Regions from separate parts of the Homo sapiens genome. Here region 2 is linked to region 1. The links are chromatin contacts, found by Hi-C or POLR2A ChIA-PET in ENCODE. All regions are on one chromosome and are shown on one strand. Each heading gives the region's core, a stretch centred on a gene start or an enhancer-like site at or near the end of the contact. The rest is flanking DNA. Distances are from core to core; before and after follow the strand shown. Region 1 has its middle 47 kb from the start of LINC02513. Region 2 overlaps KLF3-AS1 (KLF3 antisense RNA 1).

Region 1 (3,823 bases), core at 1,087-3,586:
TAAATTTTCTGATGGGTTCTTGGGCCATACGAAGTGAGAACTGTACCAGAAGATTGTAAGTTCCTTATATAGATATCATTTTATATTGCAGATACATAGATACCTCTATGATGATATATACCAATGATACACAGGTATCATCTTATATTAGGGGAAATCCCGTGAGGGGTGGCGATCCAAAGATTATTGCCATCTCTCTTAGTGGGTCCACATCTTATCCATTTCCATCTCAGCTACTCTGAATACTTCTCTAACTTATTCAGAGTGAAGGGAGTTTTTACCCCAGAGCAGAATGAAAGCAGAGATGCCTAAATGGTAGTTTTACAGGAAGCTTTGGTTAACGTCTTTTCTACTGGTCTAGAAAAATACCCTAGGAAGTCACCATTTTAAACAAACAAACAAAAAAAATCACAGGAACAGGTGCATTAGAATACAAATCTCATGTGTATTTGGAACCAAGACCAACGTTTTCTGTACATAACCACCATCAAAAAAAGAATATCAGTTGTCTTCTATATCCAAATCCAAAGTGCAGGCAAACATCAGCTTTTGGTTCTTCTCTGTTTTCCTTTGAATGACACTATTGCCAGCCAGCCCTCGGGGTTCTCCACTGCTGCAGTTTTGAAACTTTTCTTTCCCAGGTTAAGAAACTAAAGTTGTAATGGAGAAAGAAATGGGAGAAAGCTACATCCCAGAGCAGAGGTGACCTGCCAGCACTCTAAAGTTATTCTAGACCTAGTACAGGCTCAAGCTTAGGACATTTGTTTCTTTTCCACCTGACTTCAAGGAGCTTGTCAAAGCGCAGCCTAAGTTAACAGGCTCTGTCAATGTGAGTACCAGAAGCCAGGCCGCCACCTGCGCTGTTCCAGAAGCCAGGGATACAATGAAAAAACACAAACGTTTCTCCCCATTTTGCTGTATACATTCCAATTCTTTCGCTAGGGACTGTACAAAATCCTGTCTTCTCTGGCAGGTTTCAGGTGGAGGTCCTGGGATGCTTGGACCCAGGACGGCCCATAGTGCGGGCCTCTGCGTCCTCTCCCCCTCACATAGGGGCAGAGGCCAGGAGGCCTGGATCCTTCCCCAGCAACCGTGTGGAGGTTTTTACTTCCTCTGATCCAGGGGACACATGTAATCTTTTTCTACAACTCCCTGAGGCTGGTTTTTCCCACCCTACAAATCAGTAAGCATAAATTTTTGCAGAGAAGCCTGGAGCCATGGGTCCTAAGCATTCAGGCAGCCAAAAAAATTAAATTTTCAACCGGAGCCGGGTAAGGACACATGGTCTCAAACGTTTCCTGCCCAATTGGAGCCGCTTTCCTCCTCTTGCACACTTGCTCCCCCTACTGCCTGACGCTGGAAGTGCAGGCCTGGCTCCGAGGCAAGCTTGAACGCCCCAGCTCGGTCCTGGGATGGCCAGGGTGAAAGCCAGCAGAGCAGAGAGGTTGCCAAAAAAAAAAAAAAAAAGCAATAGTACATCTTTCATAATTCTCCCACTGCTCTGGGGAAGGCACTAAGCTAAGTCTTTTCTTTACATTTGAAGAATAAACTCTGTAATAAAGATTGAATAAAAGTCTTCCCTGAATAAAGTTTTGCCAAATAAGTTAAAGTTAGGTCTCCCTTAAGGGTTCAATAAATGAAAAGAACTTCAGTTTTAGATTCAGACCTCGTGAAATCCCCAAGCCCCTTTGGATTTCAGACCCTTGGAACGCAGATCCAGGTTTTGCGCCTTTATGTGATGCGTGAACTTGGACATCTTATTTAATCTTTTTGAGCCTGAGTTTCTTTAACTGTAATTTGGGCATAATCATATTGTTGGTCTCATAGTGTTGCTGTAGAACGTAAATGAAAGAATGTGAATGCATGAGAAAAGACTTTTACAACATAAAAATAAATGTGAGCTGTTTCCCTTCCAATCCAACGCACACACACCCCTTTTCCATCTATCTAAGTGGAAATGGCCGTCGAGGCAACCTAAACCCCTAAAAAAGGAAGTAGGGCAAGGAAAGCCCGGTCACAAACAGGAAGTAACAGAAATGCCACTGAGAAACATTCAGGCAGAAGAAAGAAAGAAAAACAGTCCTAGGCTGTGTTTTTGAAGATCAAGTTAGATTTAGTTAATGATTTGGGGCGTTGCCAGCCCGACTTGACCCCCTAAATAGGGGGTTTTCAGAGATGGTTAGGAAATTCTTGACCTCGATTTGACCTCACGAATGGGAATTCTCACTCTGCAGTTGGTAGGTTCCTGCCTTTTTAAATGTAGGTCTCTCCTCCTTTTCCCCTGCGGCCATAGGAGGGGCCGAGCGCTCAGCCGGCTGGGAGGAGCTGGGGCTCCGCCTGCCCTCCCTCGCCGTGGGGAGCCGCCCTGCAGCGCCTCTCGGGTTACTGCCTCCCTTCCTGGCTTCACAAACTCGCCACATGGTAGGTTGGCTACTTAAGGGAATGTAAGAAAAAGCACTCAAGTGACGGCATACAAAGAAGTTTTACAGCTCTGGAGATTATGTCAGATTTTCCTTCCTAATTTCTCCTTAGAGGAGACAAAATCCTAGATTTTTTTTTTTTTTTTGAAGGAAAGGGGAAAAAAAACGCAAAACGAAAGGGAAACATATTAACATATCAGGACACATTGTGCTGTTTATTCTCTTGTTTTTCTTTTCTCATTTTTGAAAGCTCTTTCAAGAATCTTACCGCCTTTCTTGTCTTTTCCTTAATTTTGTGTGTTTTTAAGGTGGGGAAGGGAGAGGATTAGAAGCCTGTGAATTTTGTCAGGACAAGGCCTTCCTAAGCTTTTCATTTGTTTGCAGAACCAGAGTTCCTTCTCTGGTCCAGATGAAGAGACTAGTTCCTACCTCCTTCGCCTATACCTCTTATTAAAGGACCCCTCCAACCCTTGTCAAAATGCTTGGTGAAAGTGAGAGTTGGAAAATCAAGAGATCCACATCCATCCTTTGAGTGACCCTAGTCTGCAGACAGTGTCAGAGAGACAAATACAAATATTCTTAAGATGGTATCATGTCCCATCTTAGGCTTGGTTGTTTTTCAATGGCCTCCAACTGTACACTTGTTACAGGAAAGGGGTCCCCATCTAGACCCCAAGAGAACGTTCTTGGATCTCACACAAGAAAGAATTCAGAGTGAGACTGTAGACTAAAATGAAAGCAAGTTTATTAAGAAAGTAAAGGAATACACTTTGGGAGGCCGAGGTGGGCGGATCATCTGAGGTCAATAGTTCGAGACCAGCCTGGCCAACATGGTGAAACCCATCTCTACTAAAAAAAAAAAAAAAGAAAAAGAAAAATACAAAATATTCGGGTGTGGTGGTGCACGCCTGTAATCCCAGCTACTAGGTGGCTGAGGCAGGAGAATTGCTTGAGCCCAGGAGGTGGAGGCTGCAGTGAGCTGAGATCATGCCACTGCACTCCAGCCTGGGTAACAGAGCCAGACTCTGTCTCAAAAAAAAAAAGACAAGACAGGAAAGGAATAAAAGAATAGCTACTCCGTAGACAGAGCAGCCCCAAGGGCTGCTGGTTGCCCATTTTTATGGTTATTTCTTGATGATATGCTAAACAAGGGATGGATTATTTATGCCTCCCCTTTCTAGAGCACATAGGGTAACTTCCTGATGTTGCCATGGCATTTGTAAACTGTCATGGTGCTGGTGGGACTGTAGCAGTGAGGATCCTACACTCATTGCCATCTTGATTTTGGTGGGTTTTAGCTGGCTTCTTTATTTACTGCAACCTGTTTTATCAGCAAGGTCCTTATGACCTGTGTCTTGTGCTGACACCCTATCTTATCCATTGACTTAGAATGTCTTAACTGC
Region 2 (4,099 bases), core at 640-3,139, 300 kb before region 1:
GAAAAAATCTGCTTCTAGACATGCTTTCTTTGGCTCAAACACTAATTTTTAAAAATGTAAACCAACAATTTAAAATCCAGAAATTTGGATTTTGCTTTCTCTTGAAAATGTGCAGAGCTGGTCACACCAAGTCAGGCCCTCCATGGAGACAACGGAACAGTGCAGCACAGCTGCAGCCACTTCAGGGATGCCCTCACTTGCTTACCACGGGGGTGGCCCCGTCCCTCCTCATCCTCTCCTGAACACCAAGGCAGATAGGAAGTACCATTATCATCATATTTGTTATGCTTGCACTTAGGTAGCATTTATTGCATACCAGGCACTAGTCTGAGCACTTTGGTTAACTATCATCCATCCGTCTATCTGTCTGTCTATCTGTCTATGTATGTATCTATCTCTGTGTCTATCTACCTATCTATCTATCCATCCATCCATCCATCCTTCCATCTATCTACCTAGCTACCTACCTATCTATCTATCTTAAAGGTAAGGAAGGCTGGGTGTGGTAGCTCACGCCTTAATCCAAGCACTTCTGAAAGCCAGGTGGGTGGATTGTTTGAGTCCAGGAGTTCCAGCAGCCTGGCCAACATGGCAAAACTGTGTCTTTACAAAAACCACAAAAAATTAGCCAGGTGTGGTGGTACATGCCTGTAATCCCAGCTACTTGGGAGGCTGAAGTGGGAGGATCACTTGAGCCTAGGAGATCAAGGCTGCAGTGAGCTGTGCTGAGGCCACTGCACACCAGCCTGGCCAACAGAGCAAGAACTTGTTTCAAAGAAAAAATAAATAGGCTGGGTGTGGTGACTCATGCCTATAATCCCAGCACTTTGGGAGGCCAAGCTGGATGGATCACCTGAGGTCAGGAGTTTGAGACCAGCCTGACCAATATGGTGAAACCCTATGTCTACTAAAAATAGAAAAATTAGCCGGGTGTGGTGGCACGTGCCTGTGGTTCCAGCTACTTGGGAGGCTGAGGCAGGAGAATTGCCTCAATTCTCAGGAGGTGGAGGTTGCAGTGAGCCAAGATTGCACCACTGCGCTCCAGCCTGGGTGATAGAGTAAGACTCTGTCTCAATAAATAAATAAATAAATAAAAATAAAGGTAAGGAAAGTGAGGCACAGTTAGTGTGTGGTGGTCCGGGATTCAAACCCTGGCTAACTAGTTCTCCAAGTTCTTGCTCTTAATCACTCAGCTATATCAAATCTCAGTACTCCTGTTGTGGGGAAGATATGAGGCATCAAGCCTAATAGAAATGTAAACTTGTACCTGAGTCTCTGTTCCAGGACACCGTGTTCTGTTTAATTAGAGAGGGAGTCATAAACGAAGTGATTTTGTAGAATTTTTTTTTTTTTTTTGAGATGGAGTCTTGCTCTGTCGCCCAGGGTGGAGTCCAGTGGCATGATCTCGGCTCACTGCAACCTCCACTTCCTGGGTTCAAGCGATTCTCCTGCCTTAGCCTCCTGAGGAGCTGGGACTACAGGTGCCCGCCACTGCAACTGGCTAATGTTTATATTTTTAAGTAGAGACGGGGTTTCACCATGTTGGCCAGGCTGGTCTCAAACTTCTGACCTCAGGTGATCCGCCTGACTTGGCCTCTCAAAGTGTTAGGTGTTTACAGGCATGAGCCACTGCGCCTGGCCTGATTTTGTAGAATTGTAAAGATAGAGTCCAGTCCTGTTAAACACACCATGCAGAAACCTCTTTGGAGATCCAGGGGCAGCACACATTGACAGAAAGCAAGGTTAACTTCCCCGAAGACGGGTGCAAACAGAAGATAAACAGGAGGTGAGGTGCTGCAGCGGAGACCCATGACTTGTAGCTTGGATCAGATACCTGAGGAAAGTAGACTGACCTGGGTGCGTTAGGGAGGGCGGCAATAAGGCTGAAGTCCTGTTTGACCAAGGTGATGTGGGCTGAATCGGCATCCTTACAGGAGGCCTGCTGAACTTCATTCATTGCTTTCACAATATAAGAAAGTCAATTTTGTAACACAGGTGTCCCTATAATACTGGCCTGACTGTTTACTTCTGCTTCAGTCCCTGAGCATATGAGTAAATACTTCAGGCACTATAACGAGCAGAAACTTGAGACAGAGCTTATCTTGTAATGCTGGGTCTTGCATCATATCCAGGGTGTGGTGTTACTTTAGAAGGCAAGTTAAATAATTACGTGTTTTCAGATTGAGCAAACAGTGCATGTGCTCTGAGAAGGCTAAGGATTCATACTCTGAGAGCCCAGTAAATTAACTTATTCAGTGGGATGGTAGGCTCAGTACCTGGGTATGTCAAATGGTCTCAATATATTACATATAAAAACATACACACACATGCATATACATACATACACATATGTGTGTGTACATAGATATGCATGTATACATATAGATATATACATATGCATGTGTATGTATAGATATATACATATGCTTATGTTAAATATTTATGTATCACCTTGTATATAATCATACTTACTTACAAAACAGCCCGGAAAAGCTTGGAGATGTTAAGTGAATCAATTAAAGCTAATTCAGGCAAGCCTCAGTCATTGACCCACCCAATGTGTACTGTCTTTATGACATGTGATATATTTAGTACAGTACTTTGTGTTTTTGATGTTCCCTAACAACATAATAAAGTAAAAAAATTAATGTTGAAAAACATTAGGGTCACCCTAAACTGCCTTCTTTAGAAAATACAAATGTGACATTCTTTCATTAGTTACATTATTCTCTTATTCTATTGTTATTAATTCGTTACATTCTTTTAAATAGCTACATTTTTTATTCTCTTATTCTTTCTTTCTCTTGGACAGAGAGATTGGAACTGTGTCTAACTCTGTCATGTAGTAACTATTGTCATGTAGTAAATGTTCATAAGCATCAGTAGTGATGATCTGCAGCCCCACCCCTGCCTGGTCTCTGTTTCCTTGGTTTATTGCTCTTAGATAATTTCTTCCTTTTTCTATTTTTGCATTTTCAAGAACAATGCAAGGCATGATAGTTATCTGATTCAGGACTTTTAAAACACACTTGAAATATGACAACTGCTTGTTATTCTAGCTCGATAACAAATCTAAGGGCAAGCTATTGAGCACTGATTTGTCCTTTTCTTCCTCATTCCAGCTGCTATGGACCTAAAGTGGAGGGCTTTGAAATTTCCTGCTTAATTGGGCTGCATGTCATTGCTGTCCTTAGAAGTTGCTCTGGGATGCAGGTGCTGGTTTCTTGGATCTCCTTTGCTGGAATTTTGCATGTCTTGTTTTGTTGTTGTACCAGCTTTGTGGATCAGCCAACATCCTTGGCTTGCCCTGTGGGGAGTGGGGTGGGACACATCTTGGATTGCTCTATTCCAGGGATGTCCAACATTTTGGCTTCCCTAGGCCACATTGGAAGAAGAAGAATTGTATTGGGCTACACATAAAATACACTATCACTAAAATAGCTGATGAGCTAAAAAAAAAAATCGCAAAAAAAATCTCATAATGTTTTAAGAAAGTTGATGAAGTTGTATTGGGCCACATTCAAAGCTTTCCTGGGCCACATGCAGGCTGAGGGCTGTGGATTGAATAAACTTGCTCTATTCCCTTTGCAGTAGATGCCATCTGAGTATGGGTCTCCTTTGCTTGGGTCATTGACATGTTCTGGACTTTTTATGCTCCTTTTGGAAGGTCCTCAAAGGTCTGCATAAAGACTTTTGGTGCACTTAAAGCTATGCTAGCAGAAGCGTGAAATCACCTCCCAAAGGAAGTGGGTCCTGCCTCCTCAGAACCAGAAAAGGGAAGGCCATAACTGGAGCAGTAACCTACCGCAGCCAAGTCTCAGTTTCCTCATCTGTAAAGTGTGAGAGTCAGGCAAAATTGCCTCCAAGATCCTTTTCTGTTCGAATATTCATTGAGCCAAAGAAGGTTAAGAACACATATAAATTGAGAATTCTGTAATTTTAAGATTCATCTGGAAAAATGGCACCCTGGTACCAACCATCAGGACTAAGAGGGAGAGTTTGCAGTCAAATGAAATTAAGGTTGAACCCAGTTCTGCCAGTTCCTTGCTCCATAACCCCTAGAAAATTACTTCTGTCTGAGCCTTGGGATTCTCTGTCT

The links. Hi-C counts contacts between places; a loop is a spot of excess contacts on that map. ChIA-PET counts read pairs that join two places held with the same protein, here RNA polymerase II (POLR2A). Pooled maps may share reads with other maps.
Region 2: a map of PC-3 shows a loop between it and region 1 (13-fold over the local background). The contact joins two enhancer-like sites. A Hi-C loop is called at or near these places in 3 of 168 maps with a recorded cell type or tissue (Calu3, K562 and PC-3) and 10 of 50 pooled maps. POLR2A ChIA-PET finds 5 or more read pairs at or near these places in 7 of 52 experiments (A673, MCF 10A, WTC11 and 4 more).

Annotation. Positions count from the first base shown.
Region 1 is chr4:38,317,529-38,321,351 of GRCh38, reverse strand. No RefSeq gene overlaps it. Among named protein-coding and RNA genes, the nearest start is that of LINC02513, 47 kb to the left of the region's middle. RefSeq lists enhancers at 2,422-2,922, 2,923-3,423. Within about 2 kb of position 2,336, at least 38 of the 41 ENCODE cell types and tissues checked have a DNase peak (open chromatin) inside an H3K27ac peak, as active enhancers do; they include PC-3, where a contact is called at or near this core.
Region 2 is chr4:38,619,186-38,623,284 of GRCh38, reverse strand. The region is part of intron 6 of KLF3-AS1 (KLF3 antisense RNA 1); the gene reads left to right. Among named protein-coding and RNA genes, the nearest start is that of KLF3, 43 kb to the left of the region's middle. RefSeq lists an enhancer at 305-1,157. Within about 2 kb of position 1,889, at least 10 of the 41 ENCODE cell types and tissues checked have a DNase peak (open chromatin) inside an H3K27ac peak, as active enhancers do; they include PC-3, where a contact is called at or near this core.